Regions from separate parts of the Homo sapiens genome. Here region 1 is linked to region 2. Evidence: chromatin contacts called from ENCODE Hi-C or POLR2A ChIA-PET data. All regions are on one chromosome and are shown on one strand. Each heading gives the region's core, a stretch centred on a gene start or an enhancer-like site at or near the end of the contact. The rest is flanking DNA. Distances are from core to core; before and after follow the strand shown.

What was found. Hi-C counts contacts between places; a loop is a spot of excess contacts on that map. ChIA-PET counts read pairs that join two places held with the same protein, here RNA polymerase II (POLR2A). Pooled maps may share reads with other maps.
Region 1: a loop to region 2 is called in a pooled map, with 10 times the contacts of the local background. The contact joins the promoter of PUS3 here to the promoter of ROBO3 in region 2. A Hi-C loop is called at or near these places in 1 of 168 maps with a recorded cell type or tissue (naive thymus-derived CD4-positive, alpha-beta T cell) and 7 of 50 pooled maps. POLR2A ChIA-PET finds 5 or more read pairs at or near these places in 1 of 52 experiments (HEK293).

Annotation. Positions count from the first base shown.
Region 1 is chr11:125,900,603-125,907,683 of GRCh38, forward strand. PUS3 (pseudouridine synthase 3) reads right to left here and starts at 2,604. Exons shown (of 4, transcript NM_031307.4): 1 at 2,568-2,604. It overlaps HYLS1 (HYLS1 centriolar and ciliogenesis associated), which reads left to right. Exons shown (of 3, transcript NM_001134793.2): 3 at 1-44. It overlaps DDX25 (DEAD-box helicase 25), which reads left to right and starts at 3,906. Exons shown (of 12, transcript NM_013264.5): 1 at 3,906-3,978; 2 at 4,610-4,676; 3 at 4,951-4,995; 4 at 5,472-5,607. The coding sequence starts at 3,916.
Region 2 is chr11:124,859,707-124,867,062 of GRCh38, forward strand. ROBO3 (roundabout guidance receptor 3) reads left to right here and starts at 5,726. Exons shown (of 28, transcript NM_022370.4): 1 at 5,726-6,031. The coding sequence starts at 5,872. RefSeq lists enhancers at 3,201-3,702, 6,042-6,718.

The sequences.
Region 1 (7,081 bases), core at 1,354-3,853, 1.0 Mb after region 2:
TTGCTGGGCATTACACTTACCAATTAAAGAATTTTGGAAATTCATGAACTTGAACATTATTTCATGAAATACTTGCCTAAGATGATCTTGAACCTGGGCTATGATGAGAGCTCAAAAGAAGGAACAAGCCGGGCGCGGTGGCTCACGCCTGTAATCCCAGCACTTTGGGAGGCTGAGGCGGGCGGATCACGAGGTCAGGAGATCGAGACCATCCTGGCTAACACGGCGAAACCCCGTCTCTACTAAAAATACAAAAAATTAGCCGGGCGAGGTGGCGGGCGCCTGTAGTCCCAGCTACTCGGGAGGCTGAGGCAGGAGAATGGCGTGAACCCCAGGGGGCGGGGCCTGCAGTGAGCCGAGATTGCGCCACTGCACTCCAGCCTGGGCGACAGCGAGACTCCGTCTCAAAAAAAAAAAAAAAAAAAGAAGGAACAAAAACCTGCCTTTTACATAGTCCTAAAGGATGGGAGAGGTTAACAACATGGATAGCCTCATTACTAAAGGTGTACAACAAATCCAAGTAGCTTTAAAATACTTTCTAACAAATGCCCCAAAACAGTACCATATAACATACAGGATTCAAACTTGTTTTATTTCAGAATTATTTCATTAATATTTTGCCTGCCAGCTGTTATTTCTGGAATACCATTCTTTTTATAATTTGCCCCTGAGATTTTTGTAGGAATTATGCATCATTTGGAAGGGTATTCCTACTCCAGTAGAAATTCAAACTAGTAACATCTGGAATCAGATGCAAACATAAATACCAATATGAACCTAGCCTGTTTGGGTGCAGATCAAAATAGGAATTCTGCTCACCTTAAATTGTAATTTATCTGTTCTTGATATTTCTGACCCAACGGGGACCATCTAAAATCTGAAAGTTGTCAGTTTTAACACCAGAGGCCAGAAGAATGATAGTACAGTTTGCTTGTTCACAGAGAAAAAGTTCTAACATAAAGGTGAATGACCTTGACCGTTACTATCTGCGAAAATCATTTTCCCTGTAACATTTAAAGCCACATAATTCACACATTCACCCAGTTCTATTTGTTAGGCATTTGTCTGGAAAAGAAGTAATCAATGACTCAGGTACATGTAGGATATACTCACCGCAAAAAAGTAGAAACTGCAAACTGTCCACCAACAGTGGAATAGTAAATGTCTTTAAAGACATTAGAATATTAAATAGTCATTGGGAATCTTGGGAAAGTAATATGGGAAGGTGAAATTAAGTGACATGAATGTATCATAAACTATACAGGATGATCTCAGTACACACAGGGAAAGATCAAAACCTAACGAGTAGTGGGATTAAAGGTAATTTGTATTTATACCTCGACTTTTTATGAGGTCAAAAATTACATGGTGATTTTAACATGCAAAACACTCCAGTGATTATTTGGATCTCAAAGTCCAACATTACCAAAGTCTCCAAAGTTCAACTCCCGTGCTAACTAAAGAACTAGGCCAGGGAGTGAGTCTAGTTGGTCATAAGGCAGATTTGTGGCAAAAACAGGACTTGGTACACTACAGTGCTTTTTCCAGCACACCTTACCCTAATTCAGGGTGAAGTGCAGGAGTTCCCAAGCAGACGTTTAAAGTAACACCCTGGCCAGGGCTGCGAAGTAACCACAGAGAGGGAATTCGTGTGTCCCCTAAGCACCAATTACAAACTAAAACGGCCATCACCAGATGTTCCATACATTGGGCCAGGCGCCGTGGCTCACGCCTGTCATCCCAACATTTTGAGAGGCCAAGACGGGGTGGTGGCGGGGGGGAGGGGGGGTCGCTCGAAGTCAGGAGTTCGAGACCAACCTGGGCAACACAGCGAGACCGTGTGTTAATTAAAAAATTAAAAACTAGGCTGCCAAGATGGCGCACGCCTGCAGTCCCAGCTAGTTGGAGGCTGAGGTGGAAGGATCGCTTGAGCCCAGGAGGTAGAGGCTGCAGTGAGCAGTGATCACGCCACTTCACTCAGCCTGGGCGACAGTCTTAAAAAAAAAAAAAAAAAAGTCCTAATCTCAGGAACCAGTGGGTTAACACATAAATAGCATTCCTCTTGATAAACTTTATATTAATCCAAAGGGAAGAAGAGGGAGTACTGTCCAAAGGATTAGCAGACACGCACTATGATCACTAGAAAGCAATCGTGGTCTGTATGTAAGGCAATCCCCAAAATAATTTGAAAATTGCTGCCACAGCCTCCCACATACTCCTGGGTTCTCAACTTCTACTGTTTTATGAGCACCCAATTCTAAGTGGGGCAGCAGAGCACTTTTGTACTCCACAGTACAAGTACCACTGAAGCTCCCGTCACAACGGAATTAAAGACGACCCTACTGCGGCGAGTTTCCACCGAGAGCTCCAGAAAGTACCAGGCACAAAAGAAAAATACATGGTCTTAAGCGAGGTCTCATTTCCATACGGCAATGCTTTCCTGAAAAGACCAAAGTATGTGAAAGAGGGCAAAAAGAAGACAACAGACAACCGTTCAGCAGTGTGTCCATTTGTCCCTTCCCCTGTGGAACCCAGAAAGTAACCCACTCCAAAAATCCCACACTTACTTTCCGGCAGCCGGCCGCGCCGCGTTTCCGAGAAAGGAAGCTGTCACTGTGCGTCTTCTGCGCAGGCGCCCGAGCCCTCATGGGAGGTGTAGTCCAAGTTTGTGGGAAATGTAGTTCTGAGAACCGAGCTTGGTGCTAGAATCTACCTGAGGTTTTCTAGTCCAGCTACCGTTTCTCCGCCCACAGGGCAGAATCTGGGCCTGTGGCGGGACAGCAATAAAAGGAGGAATTGTAGTGCTACGCTAAAATAATAGAAAAAAGGTAATTTTTCAAATTCTGCTATCCTTATACGAAAACTAAAAGATTGAAGATCTTGGCTCGATTTTATACCTAGTTAAATGAGAAGAAAGTTACCATTGAGAGACAAAAACATTTACTATTAGAATTCAAATTAAAAGCTGAAATGAATATGATAATCTCAAAACAAACGACTAGGTGCCCTGAGAGTGACCGAACAGAGCGGGGAGCGTTGCTTCAGCACCACGGAGAGATCATGACTGCAGTTTCGTGTGGGTTTTTGTATTTTTGCCCCCAATTCCAGAAATGCTGATCAAAATCTCAAAATTACAATTAGAAAACTGGGGGGCGGGGGGGAGGTGGAATTTGGTTCTTTCGTCCAAATTGAGCGGTCATTAAATCATTAGTACCAGGGATCCAGGGATCTATACCGGATTATGCAAACGCATGTAGGACGTAGAGGTTATACCGAAAGGTAATGTTTTTAACAAGAGACCACATTTCAGAATAAAAGCTTTAAAAAGCCTATGTGGAACATCACAGGTATCTAGGGCAGGAACAGCAGTTAGAGCTTGAACAGTTCTGCTTCCTTTCCGCAACTGTGGCATTCGAGGTCATTCGTCATATCAAATTCATCAGATTTTGTCTCCACTTTGCTAACCAATTCGCTAACCTTTCTGACATCTTGTGATGTGGAGGCGGAAATTTCCAGGGAAACCGACACGGGGCGTAAAGCGCGGCGGGGAGTCCGGGGGGCTCCCGCCTGGAGGGCTGTGTGAGCGGCGGGCCGCGGGGCGGCGCGGGGGGCGCTCTCCACTCTGCGGAAGCTGCCCCCTCTGCCCTCCGGTCCGCGCCCTTTCGCCCCGCTCTCTGCCCTCCGCCCCGCTCTCTGCCCTCCGCCCCGCTCTCTGCCCCCCGCCCCGCTCTCTGCCCTCCGCCCCTTCCGCGCGCCACCCAGCCTTCCAGCGCCTGCGCGCCGCACCGCGGTGGTCGCGGGCGCGGACGCGGACGCCTGCCCCCTAAGGAAGCCCATTGGCCAGCGGATGGGGCCAGCACCGCCTCGCGCCGGTGGTGGAAGCACGTGCTGGGGGCGGGAGCAGCAATCGCAGCCATGGCGTCGTTACTGTGGGGAGGCGACGCAGGGGCGGCGGAGAGCGAGCGGCTGAACAGCCACGTAACCGCCACCGAGCCGGGGGGCCACAGCCGCGGGGGTGGAGCTCCCACTCGCAGAGGGAGATCGGCTGGGAGGGGAGGGAGAGCCCGCGAGCGTTCGAAGTGGGGCGTCAGATGCTGGAGGGGAGATGCGGGAAGGGTTTGGAAGAGGGCCACAGAGGGAGACCCCGTCCCCACCCCCACGAGAGGCAAGACCTTTGGTTAGAAAGGGCAAAAATGACGACCCCTGGAAATCCAGGGTGGGAACGCAGCTGGTAGTCCCAGCTAGACCCCGAGTTTTCTACTCTGCCCATTTGCCCATTAAGCCTCACCTCGCTTCCATCCATTTGCCAGCGCACTTTCCTAGCCACCCTCCCCTTGTTGGTGCCGTGAGCCCCAAGTACTGCCCAACTCTAAACTAGAGGCCTAGGAAAGAGAAACTGCATGTACAGGGAATACAGAAAATCTCCAATTTTAGGGTAACTCATACAGGAAACCCAACCTTGAAAGGAATCTGCTGCTACCTAATATTGCAAAGGAAGCAATACCCGGGTGTCCTTCCCTGAATCCCTCCCAGCCCCTGTGGTAGGGAAGCACTGGGCTGCTTGAGGGCTTGCATCCTAATATTGGTTGAAATTTGTGTCTCTCAATAGTTTTCAAACCTCAGCCAACCCCGGAAGAACCTTTGGGGTATTAAGAGTACTGCAGTCCGAAACATAGGTGAGTGCTGTTAGGGCAAAGCAGAGCGACCTCAATGATTAAAAAGTATTGTTTTGCTTTCATCACGTCCCTGCCAAGTGAAACACCGCGGATTCATTAGTGTGACATTCAGCACTCTCCATTACCTTCCCAATCGTTTCGTCCATTCCTCCATGAAATGACTCTTCTTGCCAGTAGACACTGAAGAGTCAGGAAGAAAAAATTGAATAGCATGCTTTACATTTGTGCTCAGCATTTGTCTTTACTTGTATTGTTTCTCTTCCATCCTTTCCAGATGGTTCTATTAATAACATCAATGAAGATGATGAAGAAGATGTAGGTAGGAGATGAATTCATTTGCATGTATCTACTAGCATTCTGTTTCCGTTTATAACTTTAATAGTGTGAGTGAATAATATAATCTCAATTGGAAAAGGCCTGTCTTTGCTTCTGTTTTCTTATAGTGACTATCAGGAGACACACTAAATTAGGAGTAAGGTGTATTTATTTAAAGGAAGTTGAAATGGAATATGCAGGGATTGGGTTCAGAACTTCCATCTGTCAAGGATTTGGTCTCATGGAGATGGACTTAGGCTACTTTGAAGTTAGAGGATGGTGAAGTAACAGAGCGTAAGAAACTGAATCCTCATAAAGAACGAATCCTCAGTGCTATATCATTCTTTCTGGAACCCTCTTTTAGAGGAAAAATGAGCGTAGGTGCAATTGCTTGGTATACAACCACTGAAAGAGAAAGAGCAACTTATTTGATGTCATTCAGGAAGCTTGATGTCCTCTTTTTTATTTTTGCTTTTCTAGTGGATTTGGCAGCTAATTCACTCTTAAACAAGTTAATCCATCAATCCTTAGTAGAATCCAGTCACCGTGTGGAAGTTTTACAGAAGGATCCCAGCTCTCCACTTTACTCAGTAAAGACATTTGAAGAGCTGCGGCTGTGAGTATTTTTACTCTTTTAATATGGGAAAAATGCTGAAAACCACAGAACAAACGCATCTGCTTATAGTAAAAACCATCAGGATCTCCTCTTTGTTTTCTGATATTCAATATTTTTTTTTGTTATTTGAGACAGAGTCTCACTCTGTCCCCCAGGCTGGAGTGCAGTGATACGATCTCGGCTCACTGCTCTACCTTACAGGTTCAAGCGATTCTCCTGCCTCAGCCTCCCGAGTAGCTGGGACTACAGGCATGCACCACCACGCCCAGTTAATTTTTAATATTCAGTATTAAAGTGAGATTTGTACATTTTCCATGCAATCAAAATATAGCTCAGGCCAGGCACAGTGGCTCATTCCTATAATCCCAACACTTGGGAGCTGAGGAGGGCAGATCGCCCGAGGGTCAGGAGCTTGAGACCAGCCTGGCCGACATGGGAAAACCCCCTCTCCACTAAAAATACAAAAAGTAGCCGGGCATGGTGGCGCGCACCTGTAATCCCAGCTATTCGGGAGGCTGAGGTAGGAGAATCGCCTGAACCCAGGAGGCAGAGGTTGCAGTGAGCCGAGACACCATTGCACTCCAAGCCTGGGTGACAGAGTGAGACTCCGTCTCAAAAAAAAAAAAAAAAAGGATATTCTAAAGAAGAACATTAGGATACTCAAGTTGCCTGGCAAATTGAGAACATTTTTGATAGTAAGATATTTTCATCCTGCAGTGCTCAGGGGGATAGATAGCTAAGCTAGGCACAGCCAGATTGCCCCTCTCCATATCAGAACCCAGATTCTGATGACCCAGACATCCTCCTTCACCCACTATAGATAAGTCACAAACTTTTACTTTCCTGATTATATTTTGTTTCAAATGATATTAAACTGAATAACTTTCCCAAATGGGTTTGCATTCCCTAGGGATTTATCATTTGACGCTAAAAAATGTATTTTTACAGAACGAGAAAAGCACTGAAACCTACTTATGTAAAGGGTAAAAATCCAAAATCCTAGTTCCCAGACATTTTCTAAATGGTAGAAGAAGCCTACCCATGATTTAAGATGGGCTACCAGTCCTCTACCAATTAAGCACACACAAATGTGCATGTCATTAAAAGTTGAAGTGTTGGCCGGGCGCGGTGGCTCACGCCTGTAATCCCAGCACTTTGGGAGGCCAAGGGGGGCGGATCACGAGGTCAGGAGATCGAGACCATCCTGGCTAACACAGTGAAACCCCGTCTCTACTAAAAATACAAAAAATTAGCCAGGTGTGGTGGCGGGCGCCTGTAGTCCTAGCTACTCGGGAGGCTGAGGCAGGAGAATGGCGTGAACCCGGGAGGTGGAGCTTGCAGTGAGCTGAGGTCGCGCCACTGCACTCCAGCCTGGGCGACAGAGCAAGACTCCGTCTCAAAAAAAAAAAAGTTGAAGTGTTGTAGTCCACTTGATTTATCCTCATTCTGGCATTTTTCTTAAGACCCTCAGGAA
Region 2 (7,356 bases), core at 4,476-6,975:
CCAGCCAGTAAAGTAAAAAAGATGGAGATACATGAACTGATAGAAAGAGATGCCCTAAAAATATCGATGGGTTAAAAAAGGCAAGTTGCAGAACAGTACAAATAATCTGAGACAAAGGTCTCACTGTGTTGCCCAGGCTGGTCCTGAACTCCTGGGCTTAAGTGATTCTCCTGCCTCAGCCTCTCAAGTAGCTGGAACTACAAGCCTGTGCCACTATGCCTGGCTAATTTGTACTTTAAAAGAATAGAGAGGATGGGCACAGTGGCTCGTGCCTATAATTTCAGCACTTTGGGAGGCCAAGGCAGGTGGATTGTCTGAGCTGAGGAGCTCAAGACCAGCCTGGGCAACATGGCAAAACCCCGTGTCTACCAAAAAAATTTTAAAAAAATTAGCCGGGTGTGGTGGTGCACGCCTATGGTGCCAGCTATTCGGGAGGCTGAGGTGGGAGGATCGCTTGCACCTGGGAAGTGGAGGTTGCAGTTAGTGGAGATTGTGCCACTGCACTCCAGCCTGGGTGACGGAGTGAGACCTTGTCTCAAAAAATATATTAATAAATAAAATAAAAGGAATAGAGATACATATGCTTATATATGCTTTTTAAAAAGAATCAGAAAGGACACACAAGAAACCACGGGTAGCTACCCAGGCAACTGGATCTGTAGGATAAAGAAGGACTTGATGGAGTGAGGACTTAGACTTTTCATCTTACACTTTCTTATACTGCTTGAATATGTTTGCCTGAACATGCATTATGATTATCATTACAAGAATATTTTAAAAACTCAAATAATAGGGCCCTGGGGGAGTATCAGGAATATGGAGAGAGCAGAAGAGGAAGGAAATACAGGAAAATAAGGTATACTAAGTTAAATGTGTTGTCCCCCCTAAAAAAGTCCTACTCACCCAAAACTTCAGAATGTGACTTCATTTGAAAATGAGGGTTTTTGCAGATGTAATTAGTTAGGGTGAAGTCATGCTGGATTAAATTGGACTCTAATCCAATGACTGGTGGCCTTATAAGAAGAGGTAAGAGACACCGAGACACACACCCAGGGAAGGCCATAAGAAGACAGAGGCAGAGATGGAGTGATGAATCCTCAAGACCAGGAAGGCCAAGCACTGCTGGTAATCAGCAGATGCTGGAGGAGGCAAGAACAGATCCCTCCCTGGAGCCTTCAGGGAGAGCATGGCCCAGCTGACACCTTGATTTCAGGCTTCTAACCTGTGAGAGGATACATTTCTGTTGTTTTAGGCCACCTAGTTTTTGGTACTTTCTTACAGCAGCTGTAATGCAAAAGGAGAGAGAGAGAAGGCTAGTGGGCTCTGCAGGGGTAGTTGTGAGGACTAACTATTTAATCAGGTATAGTCACCAAGTGTATATTTATGGAAGCTTGCTCTGTATCTAGTTTTATAAAAAGAACCAAGAAAGCTCTTTTTCTCCCTGGACTTTGTTTTATCTGTATTGGGATGTGAACATTTCTGCCCAGTTGTCTCCAGATTTCCAGTCTTGGTAGAGTGTGTTGCAAAGTGTCTCCCCACAGTCTCCTCCACTGGAACCCTGTGGGGAAAGGGGGACTTTCATGCAGGGGGCCTTGGCTTATTATCTCAGCAGCTATAGGGGTTGAGCCAACACACTCTGGCTCCTGCCGGGGGCAGGCTCCTGCTGTCTGCTTTCCAGCTGGGTGCCTGCTCTTTGCTCTCTGATTCCCCCTCCTGTTTGGTTCTCTGGCCCCTGCTGGCTGGGTCGCTGCCCCCTGGCATCATCACTCTGAAGCCAGCAGCCCTGCTGGGCCATTCACAGGCATACCCTAGTGGGGGTAAGGGGCAGATGTTATTTCTTTGTCCCCCTCCCAGCAAACACACACACACACACACACACACACACACACACACAATCTCACACTCAATATGTATTAATGTCCTGGGAAGGGGTCCAGGCAGAGAGTGATGGCAGGCTACAGGCTCTGGGGGGATGCAAATGGACCGGACAGTGTGTGTGTACATTGGGGGGAGGCAGTGGTAGTAATGGGGGGTTGTCTTCAGACTGCACTCCTGGGCAATTACATGCCAGCAGCTTCATCCACTACCAGCCGGCATGCAGGCTTTAGACCACCAAGAAGCCTCCCCATATGGCCCCAGCTTGGCCACTGAAAATTCCCAGCCACATTCTCTGGCCGATATGCTGGCACTAGGCCAAGAAAGTTAGCCTGGGGTAGCTGTTCTCTCCCCTAGCACGTGAACACACACACACACACTCACACACCAGTGGGGGGTGGGATGGAGAGTTCCTTTAGAGGCTCATGATTCCCAAAACACCACTCTTGTGTAGGGTTCCTGCCTTACTCATAATCACTTGCCCTTCCCATTTCCCATGTTCCTCTGCAAATCCACCCACCCAAAATACCACCATAGGAAAGAAATATTCCTCTTCTATATTACCTCATCAACTCCTGGCCCAGGGCTCTTTTCTAGGGCTCTACCTGTGAACCCACACATGCACACACACGCAAACACACACACACACACACACTTCTTCCCATCAGATGCTGTAACCTTATCAGAACAAACTTAGCTCCTAACTCTACAAATTCAACTCGCCCCAACCTCCCTGCTTCCTGCTACTCTCTCTTCTTTCTGCCAAATCTCCTTCAAAACCTCTGTTTCTTTTTCTTACCCTTTCTAAAGTCTGGACTGTACATATTGTTGGTAAAACTCTGGGAAAGAAGTAGTTTCCTGAGGTGGTAGAAGAGAGGGTCTCTAAACCCAACTCTGACTCTTTCTCCAGCCCAAGGTGGAAATTTATAAGTCAACAGAATGAATGCACCCCGGCTGAGGCTCCTCCAATTGCAGGGCATCTACTCAGTGTTTTAGGTGCTGTACAGGCACTTACAGTTGACAAATTAGGAAATGGACATAGTTGCAAAGAGTTGCATACCCACTCCAGAAAAAGGACAAAGAGTTGTCTTGGTAATTTTCAGAGAGCAGAGCAGGCAGTGAGGAGACTAGTAGGAGGCAAACCCCTTTCAGAACTGCCTATGGGGGTAGCCAGGAGAGAAGCTGGATGTGGACAGGGGCAGGGCCAGTTTCTAGGCTGCCTGTCTGACCCTCAGTAAAGAAGAGAAGGTGGGGAGAGGGCTGCAGAAGAGCTGGGAGGTGTGACTTCTGCTGGGCCTTCTCTGCCCACTCTCTGCTCCACTCTGCCTAGCCCAGGGCCGTAAGGACACTAGAGAATGGGAAGGAAAAGGGAGGGAACTTAGGTTATGGTTGGGAGGTATTTATTCTCTGATATCCCCAGTTGGGAGAACTCAGCCCTCTTGGCTTAGATCTGAGTTTGGTTTAAAAGGAGAGTATCATCAAGATAAAGAGAAGTACAAAGAAGGAAAGAGCAGAGAGAAACAAGAAAAAGTGGAGAGTGAAAATTAGAGAGAGCCCAGACGAGGTGAAGTGTAGGAGAGACAGCAGATTCCTGGAAAGTAGAGTGGCCCGGCTATTTGTCCAGCCTCCAAACCCACGTGACAGGGACTGTGAAGCAGCCTTGCTCACGGGTTGAGCCGCGCCTCCGCTCAGGGAACCCTGAGCAAATACGCCCTGATCCCCACATAAAGGGCCAATTAACTGCGCCGTCTCCGGGAACAAATCCGCTAACAGGGTGACAAGCCCCTAGACGCTGGCAGGCCCTGTGTTTGCGGAGAGGCCAGCCGGGAGCAAATCAGGGCATTAGGACCGGGCAGGAGCCGCATGGTGGGAGGGTTTCTGGCCCCCTCCGCCCCAGAGTAGGGCCTGGTACCAGGACGTGGGGTTTCTATCCCGATTCAGCCTCTGCTGTGATGGAACCCAGGTGACCGCGGTCAGCAGGGGGCGGAGCAAAGGGCCCCGGAGCCTCGAATCTCACAGGTCAGAGTAGATCAAGCACTCCAATTCCTCCTTAACAGATGGGAAAACTGAGATCCAAAGCGGTGACGTCTTGTACTTGGCAAACGTAGAATTAGAACCCACTTCTGTGTTGGTCATTCCTGAAGGATAGATTTCGGGTGGGAAATACATCCCTTACTTTCTCTCTTATCTGAATACCACCCTGGAGCGAGGAAGGGAGGGGCGTCAAATCTCTTATTATCTTCTTGCTTTTGAAAGGATGTGTCTCTAGCCCGTCTCCCACCTACCCCAGTCCTCAGCCTCAGGGTCTGCTCGGATTTATGTCTTCCCTGGGGGCTCCAGGGCCCTAGTCAGGCACCTGCAGATGAGGTGCTGAAAAGGACAGCTCCCAGGGCGCTGCGTGGCGGTGGGGTGGGGGGTCCATCCGGCCCCACCCCCACTCCCACCTACCCCCTCCCCCACACCTAGTGCTTCCAGCCTTTCTACGTCCCGCCCAGAACTGCTAGGGTTGGAAGGCACCTAAACACCCATAGTTGGAGGCTCACAGCCAGGCGCCTGGACTGAGGAAGGAGGCTTGGAACAAGCCCCCCACCCCTTGACAATGTCTCGGGTTCCCTTGAACAAGCTCTGCCTGAAATATTTCAATTCTTGATTCTGCTTACTCCAGAGTCTGCGACTGTATAGCACCCACCCCTCTGATCTCGACCCCTTTGGGGTCAGAAGCAGTCGCCCCATGAAAGTTGTCTCATCCCAGAACCTGACGGCTGAGCCAGAACTCTGGCACTGACTCTTCAATCAGCAGGGCCTTACCTCAGGTTAGGAATGCCCCGGCCTCTCTCTTTCCCTGATACCCCAAAGCCATCTCCTGTCTAGGAAAGTGAGTTTGTCGAGGTGGGTCTTCAGGTAGAAAGAACTCCAGAAAAGTCAGAAGCAGACCGCGACTGGAAGTGGGAGGTGGGAGTAGGGGCCCATGGTTTTCTTTTCGCCCCCCCCAGGAAGGACGACTGCTATCCGATTTGAACAGATTTGCACTAATTTTGCAGCAATCCCACATGCCTTTACAAAAATAATATTATCTTTGTTTTTGTCCTAGAATCCTTGGTTCCATTTCAGTCTCCTCAAAAACGTAAAACAATTTAATAAAAAATGTCAAAGCAGGGTAATGTAAAAGGATTCAAATAAATGACAGTTGCCTGGGTTTCCCTGGCTTTCAGTCTCCTACAGGAACTCCTAGATTAGGGCGTTTGGAGCAGGACTCCCGGGTCAGGGCGCGCCGCTCCATCCTCTGGCCTCCTGGCTGCAGACCAAAGGACCAGAGGGCAGAGAGGTGGACCTGTCTTGGAATTCTCTGCCTACTCCCAACTCTTGCTGCAAACCACCCCAGTCTCCTGCCCTTCCGTCGCCAAACCCCTAGACTTGGGAGGGAATGGAAACCAGAACTTTGGCAGCAAGGAGCATTGCTTGCGCTTTGCCTCAGTTTCCAAAAGGTTCGGGAAAAGAGAGGACAGATTCCTGTTCTAAAGTTGGGCAGAAGGGCAGAGTCCGACAGAGCCTCGTCCCTCATCTTGGGTGCTTTGAGACAGGGAAAATCTCTCGCCGCGTCCAGAACGGAACGCTGGGCTTGGGGTGCGGGGCGGGGACTCCAACTCGCGCGCTACGCTACTCGTGTCTCCTGCTCGGATAGTGACTGTAGAGGTAAGGGTGGGAGGGTGGAGGGAGGCGGATTAATCCCTTAATTACGCCGTGATCGGCGTGGCACCTGCTTTCCGCCTGCCCAGCTCCCAGGGGACTCCGGCACTAGGGGGTGGAGAGAAGGACGAGGGAAGGAGGAGGGCACGAAGAGGCACCGACCGTACCCAGGCGCACCGGCAGGAGAGCGGCACCGTGGCTGCCGCAGCGCGCAGAGGCTGTGGAGGGGCTTACGGCTCCCAGCCCACGGGTCTCAGACCCAGGGGCTGGGCCCCCAGCCCCCAGTCCCGATCCCAGCTGGGTCGAGCCATGCTGCGCTACCTGCTGAAAACGCTGCTGCAGATGAACTTGTTCGCGGACTCTCTGGCCGGGGACATCTCCAACTCCAGCGAGCTGCTCTTGGGCTTCAACTCCTCGCTGGCGGCGCTCAACCACACCCTGCTGCCTCCCGGCGATCCCTCTCTCAACGGTGAGACCCTGCCTCTTGGGGATATGGGATCCTGGGATGGGGATGAGGTGAGAGGGCGGCGTGGAAGGGAAGGAGAAGCGCTCCTGTCCCGAGGTCCGGGATTGAGTGGCGCCTCCCAGCGCCTCCCTGGGTCGTGGGGTCTAAGGGATAATTTGGAGCTTCGAGCACATGAGTGGGGGTACCCGCGGGAGGTCGAGGGCTTGGGAGAAGATGGCTACTGAGTCTTTTTACACCTCCTTCCCTTCCCCTACAACGCCCACCCCAGGTGAGAAGAACCGTTGCTGGTAACGGGCAGGGAAGTCCGAGCTAAGAAAGGCCCGGGCCCAGCGCAGGGAGGGCAGAGGAGGGGGCACAGTCTCCCGCCGGCCTCGGCCAAGCCAGGTCACTCGGTGACCCACCCAGGCAGCTGGTCTTCGGAACCCCGAAGTTTCCCAAGAACTCACTTAGGACCAGAGGAAGCCAAAATGCTGGATGTGTTTGCTACGGAGGGGATAGGGGCGGCGATCATTTTAAGGAAACTTAGAAGTTTGTCTTTCAGCGGCGGGACTCTCAGCCGGCCCACCCCGGCAGAGCTGTGGCGGGCGGGCGGAGCTGGCGGCGAGGTCGTTACCGCTAATTACGGTGATTAATAAATGACTGGGACAGCGCGCTCTCCCCTAGCGCCGCGGGGAAGCTGCGGGAGCCGGCCGCCGCCAGCCTGCGGAGAGGCCGGAGCGCGCCCCCTGCCTGCCGCATCGGGAACCCCCGCTTTACCGGGCGCTTTCGCGTGTGGTTCCCTCCAGGTGCACGCGGTCCCCATCCCTCTGCCTCGACCCACTCGAGTCTAGTGACGAGCACTGTGCTGGGGACTCGAAGGTGGAGAGAAAGGAGACCCTGGCAATATGTGTGTGTTCATGTGTGGGGCACATCAGGTGCTGAGGGAGGAGCCCCAGAGCCTCATTAGCATGGCCATTAGCTATTCATTAGGCTGCAGTCGAAGCATCTCCTGAGACCGGGAAGGGTAGAGGGGGAAATTCCAGGGAAAGGGCGCCTGCAGCTGTGTCTACAGGAATTAGGGGGAAAAGGCCGACCAGAAGGGTGTGGTCCGTATAGAAGGATTGGGGAGAAAGACGATGGGGGAGGAGCCCGATTCTCCAACCTCTTGACCCTCCTAGATTTCCAGGAGGTTAAGCACAGATCCCTTCTCGCTGGCACCCCGCAGAGTCCCGCTTCTGCTCACCTAGCGCGTTTACAGAGTGTTTTCACCATACTTTGTCTCATCTAAGCTCGAAACTTAGTGAGGTATGCAAGGAAGGTGTTGACAGACACATTTTGCCGCCGAGAAA